Regions from separate parts of the Homo sapiens genome. Here region 1 is linked to region 2. A link is an interaction called in ENCODE POLR2A ChIA-PET data of the cell type or tissue named here. Cell type or tissue: MCF 10A. All regions are shown on one strand. Links, peaks and the distances in the headings refer to the core of each region. The heading gives the core; the rest is flanking DNA. Region 1 holds the start of ARHGEF37 (Rho guanine nucleotide exchange factor 37). Region 2 has its middle 56 kb from the start of MIR145.

The links. ChIA-PET counts read pairs that join two places held together with the same protein. Peaks named below come from ENCODE experiments on the same cell type or tissue, not always from the same donor. Only the 100,000 strongest peaks of a DNase experiment are listed, where the experiment ranks them.
Region 1: POLR2A ChIA-PET joins it to region 2 with 10 read pairs; 3 of 35 experiments call an interaction of 5 or more read pairs at or near these places.

Annotation. Positions count from the first base shown.
Region 1 is chr5:149,578,171-149,586,505 of GRCh38, forward strand. ARHGEF37 (Rho guanine nucleotide exchange factor 37) reads left to right here and starts at 3,328. Exons shown (of 13, transcript NM_001001669.3): 1 at 3,328-3,454. RefSeq lists enhancers at 2,989-3,118, 5,336-5,505 and a silencer at 3,199-3,378. In MCF 10A, for the core only: no CTCF peak of the experiment used is centred there; DNase peaks (open chromatin) are centred at 3,151 and 4,041.
Region 2 is chr5:149,482,074-149,490,408 of GRCh38, forward strand. No RefSeq gene overlaps it. Among named protein-coding and RNA genes, the nearest start is that of MIR145, 56 kb to the left of the region's middle. In MCF 10A, for the core only: no CTCF peak of the experiment used is centred there; DNase peaks (open chromatin) are centred at 898, 3,868, 4,198 and 7,058.

The sequences.
Region 1 (8,335 bases), core at 77-8,076, 96 kb after region 2:
CTCCCAAATACTCTTCCAAGAAATTCCTTTTCTGCTTTGGTTAACCAGAATCAGCTTTTGTCGCTTGCAACCATGGACTCTGGCTAGTAACTAGTCTTTAGGTAATGTGCAACCCAAAAGACTCCAGTGCTGCTTACTTTAGTAAAAATCCCTTAATAAAGTCATGGTCAAATTTGCAACTGGTCTAGGAGTTCTGTCAGGGCTCCCTTTAAGGCCCATACACCTCAGGCAAAAGAAGAAATACCAAGGAAAGGGGCTGTTGTCTCTTGACTCTCAAATGTCTGCTGCCCCACCCTAATCCACCTCTTTGCCTCCTACAATGTCTTCACACTCACTTATCCACCCATTCAACAAACACTTATTCAGCACCTACTATGCACAAGGCATTATGGCAGGCAATAAGAGGAATCTAAAGATCAATAAGCTAACCCTGACAGTATACTTTTGAATTTTGAACTGGCACATGTATTTTCTTTTCAAAATACATAAAATTTAAAAATGGATCACTCTGTCAAAGGTAGAAGTGAAAGCGAACCCTTTTTTCTTTGGATTAGTGTCACCGAGGGCAAGGTGATGTCCATTTCTTTGTAAATGTTCTAGAAATCAAATGGATTCCTTTGTTAGAGGTTTCCAGTCAAAAGCAAACATCTCTCCAGAAGACTGAGAAAATAATGCCCCTTCTAAAGTCAACAAGTAGATTGCCGCTCTTCAAAATCTGTGTGACTAGGGTGAAAGATGGTGGAATTAGTGGCAGTGCATTAGAAATGCCACTCAAAATAACTGAGTCCTAAAATAGAATCAGAGAAACATCAGTTTCAAATGAAAAATATTATCCAGCTTATTTTGGTCTCCTTAAATTGCCAAGTAAATACTTGGGATCCTATAATACAGCAGCTGCCCCGGGGAGTGTTGACACTTACGTCTAAAACCACAGAATACTCAAGCAAGGAAGATGGGCACACATTACAAGTGCAAAGTATTCCATCACGTACTTCTGAAAAAAAGCGCAAAGTAAAACATGTAAAGCAGATGATTTCACACATTCAGGAAAAACTGGTCAGGCACATACACACTTTACAGGAGTGTGAACTGAGGCGTTGAGCACTCACAAGACCCTCACCTGGAAACAATCAGGAAGTCTGATCTAGGAATCAGTCTCAGCTTTGGGGTCAGCTCTTCACTTCCCGGCTGACTTTGGACAAGCCACTTAGCCACTCTAAGACTCACTTAGTTTCTTTATCAGTAGGTTAGAATAGACAAAATATCAAAATTGAAGAGAACCTTAGAGATCACCTCAATCAGTTTTTAACTTGTACCAGACTTTTCTTTGAAGCATCCCTAATAAGCTTCTCTGCTTGAATGTTTACTTTTAGTGACAGGATATGCTCTCCAGGCAACTGATGTTATTATTATTATTATTATTATTTTTGGGACAGAGTCTCACTCTGTCGCCCAGGCTGGAGTGCAGTGGTGTAATCTTGGCTCACTGCAACCTCTGCCTCCAGTGCTCAAGCAATTCTTCTGTCTCAGTCTCCTGAGTAGCTGGGATTACAGGTGCCCACCACCATGCCCAGCTAATTTTTGTATTTTTAGTAGAGACGGGGTTTCAACATGTTGGCCAGGCTGGCCTCGAACTCCTGACCTCAAGTGATCTACCCTCCTTGGCCTCCCAAAGTGCCAAAGGGATTACAGGCGTGAACCACCGTGCCCCGCCAACTGATGTTATTTTTGAAATACTCAAATTGTTAGAAAAGTTCTTCCTTACATTTTAAATTGCAATGCATCTCCTTACAGCTTTCTGCATCCTGGTGGCCTCTAAGATCATACAGGTTAGGTCTAATCCATAGGGCTACTTTTTTGAAAAGTCCTCAGCTTCCCTTGCTTTTCTTTTTTCTTTCTTTTCTTTTTCGAGACGGAGTCTCGCTCTGTCACCAGGCTGGAGTTCAGTGGCGTGATCTCAGCTCACTGCAACCTCCGCCTCCAGGATTCAAGTGATTCTCCTGCCTCAGCCTCCCAAGCAGCTGGGATTACAGGTGTGCACCACCACGCCCAGCTAATTTTTCTATTTTTGGTAGAGATGGGATTTCACTATGTTGGCCAGGATGGTCTCGATCTCTTGACCTCGTGATCTGCCCCCCCCTCAGCTTCCCAAAGTCCTGGGATTACAGCCGTGAGCCACCGCGCCCGGCACCCTTGGTTTTTCTCTTCTGCAAGCTATACCACCCCTCTCCCCTTCAGTTGCCCTCATCTGTCACATTCAAGAGGAGACACTTTTCTGGTTTTCATGTTTTTCTGAGTGTAGAGTGGTGGTTAAGCAGCCTGAACCCTCAGATAGTCTGAATTCGAATACTGGCACTGTCACTTAGTAGTTGTGTGTCATGGGCAAGTTATTTTCACCTCTGTAGCTTAAGTTTCTCTCTCTTGAAAATGAGGATAATAATAATGATACCTATCTCTTAGAGAAATTGTGAATGAGATAATTGAGACAGTACAAGTAAAACATTTAGTATAGCGCCTGGCCCTTAGTAAGCAATATGACTACTACCAGCAGTAATAATAAATAATAAGCCCTAAATTAAGCCCTAAAAATGAAAATAAGAATAAAAGAAGTGGCAGAATGAGAAAAGCTAATCTAGTCCATTCCTGACGCTACAAACAAGGTTTGGTTGCCCCGATATGAAACTTTACATGCGTTTCATAGCAACTATCACTTTCAATGGTGGGTTTAGTGTCTTGCACAGGAGCCCAATAAGGCCAGGACCTTGTCTATCGTGTTAACTGTTGTGTTCTCTGTGCCCAGAACAGTGTCTTGCTCCCAGTAGAGTGAAAGAATGGACCAACACCGTCATGTCATGGAAGCGACTGGCCGACTTGGCTAAGGTTGTGCAGGGCTCCCAGGAGAGCTGGGGCAAGAACCAAGGGCTCCTCGGCAGCCAACACTAAGAATTAAATTGAGGCCCAGCCCTACAGTTTGGTGATTCGGGCAGGAGCAAAGGTATCCAGTAATACCGGGGTCAGCATTCCCACCGGGTGGCCTAAATGCCGGCTCCTGTTTTCTGGATGACGAGCCCGCGGAGAAGGTGGCTTAATGAGAGGCCGCGGGAGGGTGGGTGCCGGCACGTCGCTAAACTCCGCCTGCAATCCTTCGGGTTGGCTGCCAGCCAGGGCACGGTTCCGAGCCGGCCGGGGCTGACTCCGGGAGCAGCGAACAGAAAACAACCTGGCTCCAGAAAGACAATTAACAAAGGCTGGAGACCAGCCACCCCCTCGCGGCGCACGCACGCAGGCAGCTGCGTGGGCATAGCCGCGCCCGCCAGCGCCCTCGGTGGGCACAGCCACCCGGAGCGGCGCGGGTGCCGGGAGCTGGGCGACGCGCCCCTCCTGCCCCGGCTGCGCTGTTGCCCGGGCGGCCGACCTCCGTGCGTGAGCGCCGGCAGGCACCTTGCGCGCGCGGGTGAGTCCGCTGGGCGTTTGGGGCCTGGTCAAGCAGGATGGGGCTGGAGAGGGGTGCAGGAAACAGCTGCTGGGAGGATCAGAAAAGGGAGGTGGGACAGAAAGGCAGGATGCGACGACCTCCCGGGTCCCAACTTGCTTGGTAGCTAGCTTTGTGTCTTGAGCCTTATGAGAATGTAAGCCACCTGGTCCATATGGCCTACCCTAGTCGTTTTACAGGTGGGAAACTGAGGCCCAGGGAGGTTAGCCGGCCTGGAAAAACATTATTATTCTTTGTTCCTGTTTCTCTCTGCCTTCTTCCGTGCAGGATTTCAGACAGCTTTTAGAAAGAATGCATACATTATAACAACGGAAAAATACAAACAATGGTAAAGAATCCTTGCCAAGCAAAATATAATTATGAATAGACAGTCAAGGCCAGGAAAAAAGAGAACAGAAATCCGTGATCCATAGGTGAGGTGACTTGGCTAAGGTCCCTCAGAAAAGTCGTGCCAAAGCTGGGACTAGAAGTCAGAACGTCCGGCTTCTGAACGCCAGAAACTTACAGTGGGGAAGCAGACAGCCTGCCCAGGCACTGGTTCTTAACCTTCTGGGGGTCCCTGACCCCTTAGAGATCTGTGTCCACTCCCAGCAGAAGGGTTCACACAAAGCCTTGTGCACAGTTTGAGATTTGACATGAATTCCTGCTGTAAGGAATGCCTGCAGGCTGCTACTCAGGCAGGGTGGTTTCAGAGCACTTTCTTTGCTCCTTTGAAGGGAGGCAGCTGGTGGAGGAGTACCTGCTGTGCGTCCAGACAGCCAGCTGTGTGATCCAGGAAGCATAGTTTAACCTTTTCAAGGCCTAGTTTTATGTGTAGACGGGGGATGAGAGTGTCTGCTTCATCCTCCAGGTTATTGTCAGACTTAAGAATGAACATAAAGGCTAGTGCTTGACATAATATATGCTCAATAAAAGTGCTGACGATTATAGGGTGACTATAGTTTACAATAATCTATTGTATATTTCAAAATAGCTAGAAGAGAATAATTTGAATGGTTCTAGCATAAAGACAAATATTTAAAGTGATGGATATCCCAAGTACACTGATTTGATCTTTATAAATATATTAAAGTATCACAGGTACCCTGAAACTATGTACATCTATTATGTACACAGTTTAAAATTTAATTTAATTAATTAAAAAAAAAAGTGATGACACACAAAATCATCAAAGCTGTGGGAATTAGGAAAGGGTGATGACCTGGAAGAAATTGGGCTGTATCTGAAATAAAATACAATTTAAAAAATTATAAACATGAAAAAATAAAGTCAGCCCTATTATGACTTACAGACCACACCACATACCTTCGTGATGGTATCCTAAATAAGGGTGCAGCAAGGTACTACCCTCAATATTTGACTCCAAGTCAAAAGCTGAAAGTAGAAACTACCAGATACTGTAACAAGGAGTGTTTACTGGGCTTCACTTGCCTCTTTCAAATGGGGTCAACACCCCGTTTTTTTGTTGTTGTTTTTTCTTTGTTTGTTTGTTTTAGACGAAGTCTCGCTGTCTCCCAGGCTGGAGTGCAATGGCACAATCTTGGTTCACTGCAACCTCCGCCTCCCGGGTTCAAGCAATTCTCCTGCCTCAGCCTCCCAAGTAGCTGGGACTACAGGCACACGCCACTATGCCCGGTTAATTTTTTGTATTTTAGTAGAGATGGGGTTTCACCGTGTTGCCCAGGCTGATTGCAAACTCCTGAGCTCAGGCAATTGCCTACCTCGGCCTCCCAAAGTGCTGGGATTACAGGCGTGAGCCACTGTGCCTGGCCTATAGAGTTTGTTTTTAAATGAGAGGAAAGAGGACATAAACTGGGACCTGAGCAGCACCCACCCTTATTCAGCAATAGAGCCTCAGCTGAATTTCTGCCAGGGAATAGGAGTTGCTGGCAGTTGGCTCACATCCCTCTTGGATCAGCAGATTACTGTGGTAAACAGTGCCTTGGCTGATTCTGCCCTAGATCAAATAAATGGCTTTTTATTTAACTAATGAGGTAGGGAATGTGTTTTCATGTGCTGTAACAGAAGCAAAATGGCATTTGTAGAGCTTGACTGTCCAAAGCCTATTGCTTGTTTATTAATAGGCTGAAGAATTTGTTTATTTGTTTGTTTATTTAGAGACAGGGTCTCCTCTGTCACCCAGGCTGAGTGCAGTGATGCAGTCACAACTCACTGCAGCCTCAACCGCCCAGGTTCAAGCAATCCTCCTGCCTCAGCCTTCTGAGTAGCTGGGACTACAGGCATATGCCACCACACCTGGCTAATTTTTTACTTTTTGTAGACACGGGGTCTTGCTATATTGCCCACGCTGGTCATGAACTCCTGGATGCCAGTGATCCTCCCACCTCAGCCTCCCAAAGTGCTGGGATTACAGGCATGAGCCACTGTGCCCAGAGAATTTTATAATTCTAATAATTGTTATTATTTTCTTAATTCCCTAATACTGGAAGGCTCAAGAACTTTAAATCTATGGATCCAAACTTGTGATGACAGAGCCTGGGCAGACTCACTTATCTATAAAAATAACTGCTTTAAAAAAAAACTGTGTTGTCTCCTTCCTCTTTTGGAAGACCTTTTTAGGCCTTCCAAATAGAACTGGGGAAATATGGCTAAGGACAAACAGCTGCTGTTTGATTTGGGTTAAGACACATACCACCTGTCCTTTCCATGTATTTATAAAGGGGAGTTTTTCCTCCAGGAAAGAGAGAGAGAATGTGTATGTCTGTCTGCGTATGGGAGAGGGGATGTCTGTTGCTGTCTTTCCGCCTCACTTCCAATCATTTATTTATCAACACAGAGAAGTCCTTTTCTGTAAGCACAGTGACTTGGAAAATTCCTTCCCTTTTTGGCTCTGTGGCTCTATTTTGTTTCACAGTAGTTTCTAAAATATTGGGATGTTTTTTCTAATTTTGACTATAAACTGTTCTTTATATGTTTCTTTTCTTTTTCTTTTTTTTTTCTCTTGAGATGGAGTCTCGCTCTGTCGCCCAGGCTGGAGTGCAATGGCATGATCTCTGCTTACAATAACCTCCACCTCCTGGGTTCAAGTGATTCTCCTGCCTCAGCCTCCTGAGTAGCTGGGATTGTAGCTGGGATTACAGGCATGTGCCACCACTTCTGGCTAATTTTTGTATTTTTAGTAGAGACAGGGTTTCACCATGTTGGCCAGGCTGGTCTTGAACTCCTGAGCTCAGATGATCTGCCTGCCTTGGCCTCCCAAAGTGCTAGGATTACAGGCATGAGCCACCATGCCCGGCCTTCTTTATATGTTTCTATATTGTTTATTTAGTTATATAATGAGCAAGAGCCTCTTTCATTATTTAAACAATTTTTCTAAATGTTGTCCAAAGAATATATATGGGTGGCAAATAACCACTTGAAAAGATACTCAAGATCATTACTCATTAGGGAAATGCACATTAAAACCACAGTGAAATATCACTTCATAACTATTAGGATGGCTAAAATGAAAAGATTGGCTCTACCAGATGTTGACCAGAAGGTAGAGGAACTGGATCTCTTATATACCATTGGTTGCAATGTAAAATGGTACAACTACTTTCAAAAAGATCTTAGTTAAATACACACTTAACTTATAAAGTTAAATATACACTTATCATGTTATCCGGAAACTTCACTCCTAGGTCCAGCTTTATTGTAATAGTGAAACGGGAAACAAACAGTTGTTTATTCAGTGTGTGAAGAGACAAATTGTGGTATATCCATATAACAGAATTCTGCTAAGCAATGGAAAGTAACGATGTATTGATACATGCTTCCATACGAATGGATCTCAAAATAATTTTTCTGAAAGAAAGCCCCAGGCAAAAAACACTACATAGTGCATACTGTATTATTTATTTATTTATTTAGAGACGGATTCTTGCTCTGTTGCCCAGGCTGGAGTGCAGTGGCGTGATCTTGGCTCACTGCAACCTCCGCCTCCTGGGTTCTAGCGAGTCTCCTGCCTCAGCCTCCCAAGTAGCTGGGATTACAGGTGTCTGCCACCACGCCCAGCTAATTTTTTGTATTTTTAGTAGAGACAGGATTTCATCATGTTGGCCAGGCTGGTCTCGAACTCCTGACCTCAAGTGATCCGCCTGCCTTGGCCTTCCAAAGTGCTCGGATTACAAGTGTGAGCCACTGTGCCTGGCCTGTATTTTTCATTTTACATAAAATTCAAAGGGAGTTGCTATTCCATACCTGAACTCAAACTTTTTGGTGGCTTCCAAGAAGAACCAAGAGTTGTGTATGACCATATCAGTCTAACTCCAGTTGCAACAATGTCATTGACAATTTGATATTTATTCTGCCAGTGTTTGCCCATGTCTTTCATTCATTAATTCAATTAATTGAGCACCAACTAAATGCTAGATCTAGAGTAAACACTAGGTAATGCACTGATGAATAATAGACACATGATCCCTGCCCTCATGGAGTTTCCATTATTTTGAATGAAACTCTGAGTCATACAACAAATAGAATAAACAAAATAATTATCATGGGAAAGGAGTGGTTCTTTTGAAGTGTGATGGAAATCAGTGATAGACTTGTCTGGGTTTCAAGCAGAGAAGTAAAGTGACAAATTTTATGTTTTTCTGTTTTTTGTTTTTGTTTTTGAGATGGAGTCTTGCTCTGTTGCTCAGGTTGTGCAGTGGCACAATCTCAGCTCACTGCAACTTCTGCCTCCCAGTTTCAAGTGATTCTCCTGCCTCAGCCTCCCGAGCTGGGACTACAGGCATGCACCACCATGCCTGGCTAATTTTTCTTTTAATTTTCAGTAGAGATGGGTTTTCACCATGTTGGCCAGGCTGGTCTCGAACTCCTGACCTCAGGTGATCC
Region 2 (8,335 bases), core at 314-8,313:
ATCTGGCTAGGAAAGCGCGGCAGTGAAGGCGCAGAGGAGGCACAGACCAGCTTTTCTCGTGGTGTGGGAAACTTCCCAGAGACGTTTGAATTGGCTTTTGAACAAAGAGGCAGATTGGAGAAAGTGGAAGGCATTTCTAGCACAGAGAAACATATGAAGGCAAGATGGCACAATGAATCCTGGGAATTGCGAGTGTATCTGGAGCGTACTGTGTGGGATGGAAATTGGGGCTGGGAATAGAAGCCAAGAGATAAATTTGGATAGCTTGGTAAACAGGGAACAGATCACGGAATTTGGTCATTATCCTGAAAGCAGTGGGGGTGGGAAGGGGCACATTCAAGAATCATATGGAGAATGAAGCTTAGATAAGAGCTACTTCAAGTGTTCAGGCAGCCAGGCGCAGTGGCTCACGCCTGTAATCCCAGCACTTTGGGAGGCCAAAATGACCAGATCACCTGAGGTCAGGAGTTCAAGACCAGCCTGGGCAACATGGCAAAACCCCATCTCTACTAAAAATACAAAAATTAGCCGGGCATGGTGGTGGGCACCTGTAATCCCAGCTACTCGGGAGGCTGAGGCAGGAGAATCACTTGAACCCGGGAGGCAGAGGTTGCAGTGAGCCGAGATGATGCCACTGTATTCCAGCCTGGGTGGCGAATGAGACTCTGTTTCAAACAAACAAAAAAAAGAGTTCAGGTAAGCGATAGTAAAGGGCAAATTCAAGGAAACAGTGAGATGGACTTGATAGAGGAGTCAAGGGTGGCTCCCAGGTGTCCTGCTCGTCCATGCATAGAAGGAAGGGCAGGTTTAGAGAGGCAAGATAGTAGATTCATTTGTAGACATAGTGAGTCAACTGGGATAATTAGCTAGCCATTTCAAAGCATGGATTTGGAATTCAAGTTGCACAAGAGCCTGAGGTGAAAGTTTATATGTCAAATAACTAGAGCACACAGTGTAACCAAAGTGACAAGCCACCTTAAGAGTGGGCTGTATTCTAGAGCCAGCTGTTAAACAGACCCAAATAAGTTCTTGAGTCATCTTCCATGTTCTTTTGGGAAGCAAAAGTCTTTTGGGAAGCAAAAGAAGAGATGGCAAGTTCTTGAGCAACAGACAAGCCTAAGAAAACACTGCAGTTTTAAAGTCTGCATGAGTAGGGAGCAGTGGCTCACGCCTGAAATCCCAGCATTTTGGGAAGCTGAGGTGGGCGGATCACCTGAGGCCAGGAGTCCGAGACCAGCCTAGCCAACATGGCGAACCCCCATCTCTACTAAAAATACACAAAAAAACTAGCTGGGCGTGGTGGCGGGCACCTGTAATCCCAGCTACTTGGGAGGCTGAGGCAGGAGAATCGCTTGAACCGGGGAGGCAGAGACTGCAGTGAGCCGAGATCACACCATTGCACTGCAGCCTGGGCAGCAAGAGTGAAACTCTGCCTCAAATAATAATAATAATAATAAAGTCTGCATGAAGGTCAGCAAGAATTAGAGAAAAAAGGAAAGTTGGGCTGGGCATGATGGCTCAAGCCTGGAATCCCAGTGCTTTGGGAGGCCAGCAGTTCAAGACCAGCCTGGGTAACACGGCAAGACCATCTTAAAAAAAAAAAAAAAAAGAAGAAGAAGAAGAAGAAAAAATTACCCAGCCATGGTGTTGCATACCTGAGGCAGGATTGGTTGAGGCCAGGGGTTAGAGACTGCAGGGAGCTCTGATGGTGCTACTGCACTCCAGCATGGGTGATAGAGCAAGACCCCATCTCCAAAAATAATTGAAGTTGTTAGATTTAGGCCTGAAACACTGGGCTTTTGAAAACATACTTTTAAAACAAAATAAGAACTGTGTTCAGTGGTGTGTGCCTGTAGTCCCAGCTACTTGGGATGCTGAGGCAAGAGGATCACTTGAGGTCAGGAGTTGCAGGCTTCAGTGTATTTTTATGATCACACCTGTGAACAGCCACTGCACTCCAGTCTGGGCAATATAGTAAGACCCCATCTCTTAAAAAAAAAAAAAAAAAGAGAAAAGGCCGGGCACGGTGGCTCATGCTTGTAATCCCAGCACTCTGGGAGGCCGAGGCAGGCAGATCACCTGAGGTCAGGAGTTCGAGACCAGCCTGACCAAGATGGTGAAGCCCCATCTCTACTAAAAGTACAAAATTAGCTGGGTGTGGTGGCTCATGCCTGTAATCCCAGCTACTTGGGAGGCTGAGGCAGGAGAATCACTCGAACCTGGGAGGCGGAGATTGTGGTGAGCCGAGATCACACCATTGCACTCCAGCCTGGGCAAGAAGAGTGAAATTCCTTCTCAAAAAAAAAGCCCTAGACCAAGTATTAATAAAATTCCTTTTACAGTTAAGATGAGGATTACAGTTCTATTTTCAAGAAAGTGGGCTTTCTTGAAAAAGGGGACTTTTGCTAATTCCTTTTGGGGTTATTCTGGTTAATAGGCCACTTTAAAGCTCTGAATCTATGGCCCGGCATGGTGGCTCACGCCTGTAATCCCAGCACTTTGGGAGGCCAAGGCGGGTGGATCACGAGGTCAGGAGATCGAGACCACCCTGGCTAACACAGTAAACCCTGTCTCTACTAAAAATACAAAAACATTAGCTGGCTATGGTGGCACGCGACTGTAATCCCAGCTACTCGGGAGGCTGAGGAAGGAGAATCACTTGAACCCTGGAGGCAGAGGTTGCAGTGAGCTGAGATCACACCACTGCATTCCAGCCTGGGTGACAGAGCAAGACTCCATCTCAAAAATAAAATAAAATAAAAAGCTCTGAATCTACAATTGGCATGTGGGTAAAACAAAACAATTTTTTTTTTTTTGCATAGGTTCAAGATAGATGTGACCTGACAACAGATCTTGAATAAGAGATAGCAGGGGTTTTTTGTTTGTTTGTTTTTTGAGATGGAGTCTCGCCGCTCTGTTGCCCAGGCTGGAGTTCAGTGGCACCATCTTGGCTCACTGCAACCTCTGCCTCCCAGGTTCAAGTGATTCTCCTGCCTCCCTCCACCTTCTGGGTAGCTGGGATTTCAGGCACCCACCACCATACCCGGCTAATTTTTGTATTTTTAGTAGACAGGTTTCACCATGTTGGCCAGGCTGGTCTCAAACTCCTGGCCTCAAGCAATCCACCCGCCTTGGCCTCCCAAAGTGCTGGGATTACAGGCATGAGCCACCATGCCTGGCCAATAGTAGGGTTTTAACTGACCACAAATCTGGGTCAAAACTGCTGAAAGAAAGCGAATACTATCCTGATGTACATTAATATTCAACAGCAGTTTTACTGGTCACCTTTTTATGCTAGACTCTATGAGTACAAGGGGAAAGGGAGATATGGCCTTTGCCTTAAAAAAAAAAAACAAAAAAAACCTTACTCTCTTCTCCTTATTTTTCGAGATGGGGGTCTCACTCTTTTGCCCAGGCTGGGGTGCAGTGGCACAATCATGGGTCATTGCAGCCTCAACCTCCCGGGCTCAAGTGATCCTACCATCTCAGCCTCCTGAGTAGCTGGGACTACAGGCACACACCACCATGCCAGGCTAATTTCTGTATTTTTTGTAGAGATGGGGTTTTGTCATGTTGCCCAGCCTAGTTTTGAACTCCTAAGCTCAAGCAATCCACCCACCTCAGCCTCCCAAAGGGCTGGGGTTACAGGTGTGAGTCATCATGCCTGGTCCTCTCTTCTCTTCCTTATTCCTATGCCACCAACACAGAGATATTGCCCCCCAAAAGTCAAACAGCTGTTGGTCATTTATGGGAAAGTTGCAATGCTAAACCCTCAGCAGATGGGCAGGTTATTTCTTGCTATGTTTATGCATTTCCTAGCAACAGGGGACTGCATGGCTTGTTTTCCTATGTGACAAGCCCTGAAAACCAGGCAAGGAGCCAGTGGAGAGTCATCTGAGTTTACAGCCTGAGGTTCTGCCTTCCTGGAAGATCTAGCCTAGATACCTGAGGGTACAAACAGCCAGAGACTGCTTCTGTACACACTCAACTTTCTCTAAAATAGTACATACAATTTGTGAGCAAGAACATTAGAAGGAACTACATACCTATCCTCTTCCCCACATCTTTAAACTTCCTTTGCAAATAGATGGGGGCTGAGTAGTTCTGGCCAATAAACTACGTAACAGTGGTATGTGTGTGTGTCACTTCCCAGCTCAGCCAGTTCATTGCTGGTGTGCCTCTCTGCTGCGTCAGTCTGGAAGGCCTCAAGTTCCAGATGGTGTTGTCAGAAGATTGAAGGCAGGTTACTTGGCTCACATTAGGGAGAAAGACATTTTGCATAAAGCCATTATTCAAGAGTTTGTCATTAAGTACCATGACTAATAAACAATACAGCTTTCTCCTTGACTTCTTCATAAGACATGACTAACTTTCTGGATGTCCTCCTTTGTGACTACTCCCATTCTTCTCCAGTATTTAATCATTCTTTAGCTTCATATCCCTCAGAGTTCTGTGTTCAGCCCTCACTTCCACATCAATACCCTCAGGCTGGAAGAATTCACATAGCTCTGCAACTTCACCTATCACTCCTGGAATAAGAACTCTCAAACTTGCATGTCTGGCTTTAGGCACTTCTCTTCTTACCCCACACCTGGGAAATGTGTGGCTTCCTAGATTCATGATATGTGATTTTGAAGTCCTGCTAAGATACATAAAACAGATTTCTCTCCTAATTTTACATTTTCTCTTAATCCAGCTGGGGTTGAGAGGCAGGCCCTGATTGTAGGGTTTTCCAGTTTCTCACCACAGCTAATTTCAAGCTACCATGTCACCAAATGTACAGTTGGGAAGAAATGAGCAGTTTTTATAAGCTAAGACATGCCTTCAGCTCTCCACTGTCTGGGGCAAGTCCTGTGGTATTTGACTTCATTCCATACTCACGACTAGCAGCAGATTGACAGCCTGGTGATTACTCCCCCTTTATAGATGAGGATACTGAAACAAATAATAGGTCTTGCACCAGATCCCTTCCCAGTTCATTCTGCCACCCATTCAGTCTCATTCTCGTTTGCCAGTGGCTCTTCAAACTTTATTGCACACCAGAATCACCTGGGGATGGCCAGGATGGAGGGTTTCTTCTTAAAACACAGATTACTAGACTCCAGCCCGAGTTCCATTCAGTGGGTCTGTGGCAGGGCATAAGAATGTGCATTTCTAACAAATACGCAGACAACGCTGGTGCTGCTGGTTCTGGAATCATACTTAAAATCACTGCCCCATGCCTAGAGTAGCAGTTCAGTGGCCAAAAGTGTACCAGTTGGGTTCTTTCCTAGCCCTGCCACTAAAAAGCTCTGTGACCTTGAATGGGGAATTTTTCCAAAGGAAGACCAGAGCTTCAAGAGTCAACCATTTCACTGTTTACTTTCCATGCATCACCATTTTCTTCTCATTTCTCTAAGCTTGTCACCACTCCAAACATAGTATCCAGGGACAAAAAAGCACAGAGTAAGGTATCTCCAGATTTTGCAAGCAGCAAAGTCCTCCTATTAGGCTTGATATTCTCCTGGGTGACAATGCACATTTGAATGTGACTTTATAAAAAGGCACAGGCAATCATTCAGAGTAAAATTAATGTACAGTGCTTTCCTTCCTGATGTCCAGTTATAAATATATGACATTTTCCTTTAAGGACAGAAACTGCAGATAGGGGCATTTAAAAAGACATTAAGGCTGGGTGCAGTGGCTCACACCTGTAATCCCAACACTGTGGGAGGCTGAGACAGGAGGATGGCTTGAGCCCAGGAGTTTGAGATCAGCCCAGGCAACAGAGAGATCCCGTCTCTAAAAAAATAAATAGCTGGGTATGGTGGTGCGCACTTGTAGTCCCAGCTACAGCTACTTGGAAGGCTGAGGCAGAGGAATGCTTGAGCCCAGGAGGTTGAGGCTGCTGTGAGCCATGATCATGCCACTGCACTCTAAACTGGGCAACAGAGTGAGACCCTGTTTCAAAAAAAAAAAAAAAAAAGCAAGATAGATTTATCCCATATGAGCAGATTATCAGCCTTAGAATCCAAACTTTCAATATGTAATGGAAACCAGTGAGTCTTTACCACCAATTTATGAGGTTGTTATTGAAGCAACTGTTAGCATGAGGAACAAGACTTTTTAGAGGGTTAGACTTGGTGTGATGGCATGAAGAACTTGTTTTCTGACTCCCTACCACTGATCAGAAAATTGAGGCCGGGTGCAGTGGCTCACACCTGTAATCCCAGCACTTTGGGAGGCCAAGGTGGGCGGATTGGCTGAGCACAGGAGTTTGAGACCAGCCTGGGCAACACGGCAAAACCCTGTCTTCCCTAAAAATACAAAAAAATTAGCCGGCTGTGGTGGTGCGTGCCTGGAATCCCGGCTACTCGGGAGGCTGAGGCACGAGAATCGCTTGAACCCGGAGGTGGAGATTGCAGTGAGCCAAGATCCAGCCTTTGTCTCAAAAAAAAAAAAAAAAAATTATACTCTCAGGGCTGCTACCTGCCCTAAAAACCATCTTATTTCCCCCCACATTTCCCAAAAGTTGGGTTTATGCTTGCTGCTTGAATGTTTTTACTTATCATCTTCTGTCCCTAACATTTAGTATCATTTATGATCTCACTTTTGTTCAATCTCCTCCTTGGTGGCATTGCAAGGATTTGCAGACCAATAAAACTGTCATTGGATAGGGTCACGGCTGGATTGAACATTTCTTACCCTATATACTTCATTATTTCAACTTTTGGTTAAAATGTTTGTGACTGAGGGCATTCTCATTATCGAACCCACGTGAACCTTCGACACTTTCTATGCCACTCATTTGGCTCTGTGCTAAGGAATGGGTGCTCTCTGTTGGCTGAAATCATTCATGTGGGTGTGTTTTGCTACCATTCCTCCAAGACGAGGAGTCTTCACCGTCTGCCGAAACCTTACTCAACCTTTTTTTTTTTTTTGAGACGGAGTTTCCCTCTTGTTGCCCAGGCTGGAGTGCAATGGTGCCATCTTGGCTCACCGCAACCTCCACCTCCTGAGTTCAAGAGATTCTCTTGCCTCAGCCTCTTGAGTAGCTGGAATTAGTCATGCGCCACCACGCCCAGCTAATTTTGTAATTTTAGTAGAGACAGGGTTTCTCCATGTTTGGTCAGGCTGGTTTCAAACTCCCGACCTCAGGTGATCCGTCCGCCTCGGCCTCCCAAAGTGCTGGGATTACTACAGGCGTGAGGCACCGCGCCCGCCCTACTCATCCTTTCAGATGCAATTCATAGATTATTTTCTCTGGTCTCCATCTGCCCCATGAGTACTGTATCTGTAACACCCTATGTTGCATATAGGTCCATTTGAATTGTCACCCCTGAATTCCCAGGGACTAGCACAGTGCCTGGCATTTAAAAACTCAATTCCTATTACTGTTTGTATAGGAATTGCACTTTGTCATAGGCTAAAAAAAATCATGCATGCCATTATAGAAAACTCAGTAATGTATGCTTCACAATTTTGCAGGGTACAGGATGGTCAATGATTTTAAAAACTATCTCAAATATTTAGTTTCACTTCTTTTGGCACAAAAAACAAAAAAAAATTGGTTTTACTGTCTAAACGGAGATTAAAACATTATGCTGTTAACGGAGTTACATACGTTAGCACGGTGCAAACCAGTTTTGCAATAAAAAATATTTACTTAGCAACCGTTAAAAGCAGTTTCTAAAAATATCCACCTCCACCCTTTCTTCTGATCCTAAATATCTAATGCAGCATTTTATCACCAAGATGTGTGCCGCTGTCCATTGGCATACAGAGCCAATGGCAGGCTGCCTGAAATCCACGGGAATTGTTTCCAACAGTTATTCAAACTATTTTGCTTCTCTGAATTAGCAGCATTGAAGACTTAATATGGTGATGATGAGAAAAGGCTACATTTTTTTTACCTAAGACATTCTGTTCCATAAATGACAGGCTATAAAAGTACTACAGAACTATGAGAAAGAACACCCTGTCAATGAATACACTGGTATATTAGAACAATCTATATAAACTTAGGTACACGGAAATGCTCTAAAAGTGTAAAAATATTCACAACTTCAAGCAAAAATAACTTGGTCAAGTTTGGTTTTATGTAGCAGACTGCAAATCTAATTAATGCATTCCACTCTTGTAGATATAATGTATCTTAAATCCAAATACAATTTTAGTCAAGTTTTAAGGTGATTTTTAGAAAAAAGTCAATTTTTAATAAGACCATGAAGCAACAAGACTGGCCTTTTTTTTTTTTTTTTTTTTTTTTTGCTATCATCAACACACTGATGAAGTATTGATGATAACTAGGTAAGGGTTGGCTAATAAATGCATTATATTAAAAAACTGCTCTGGC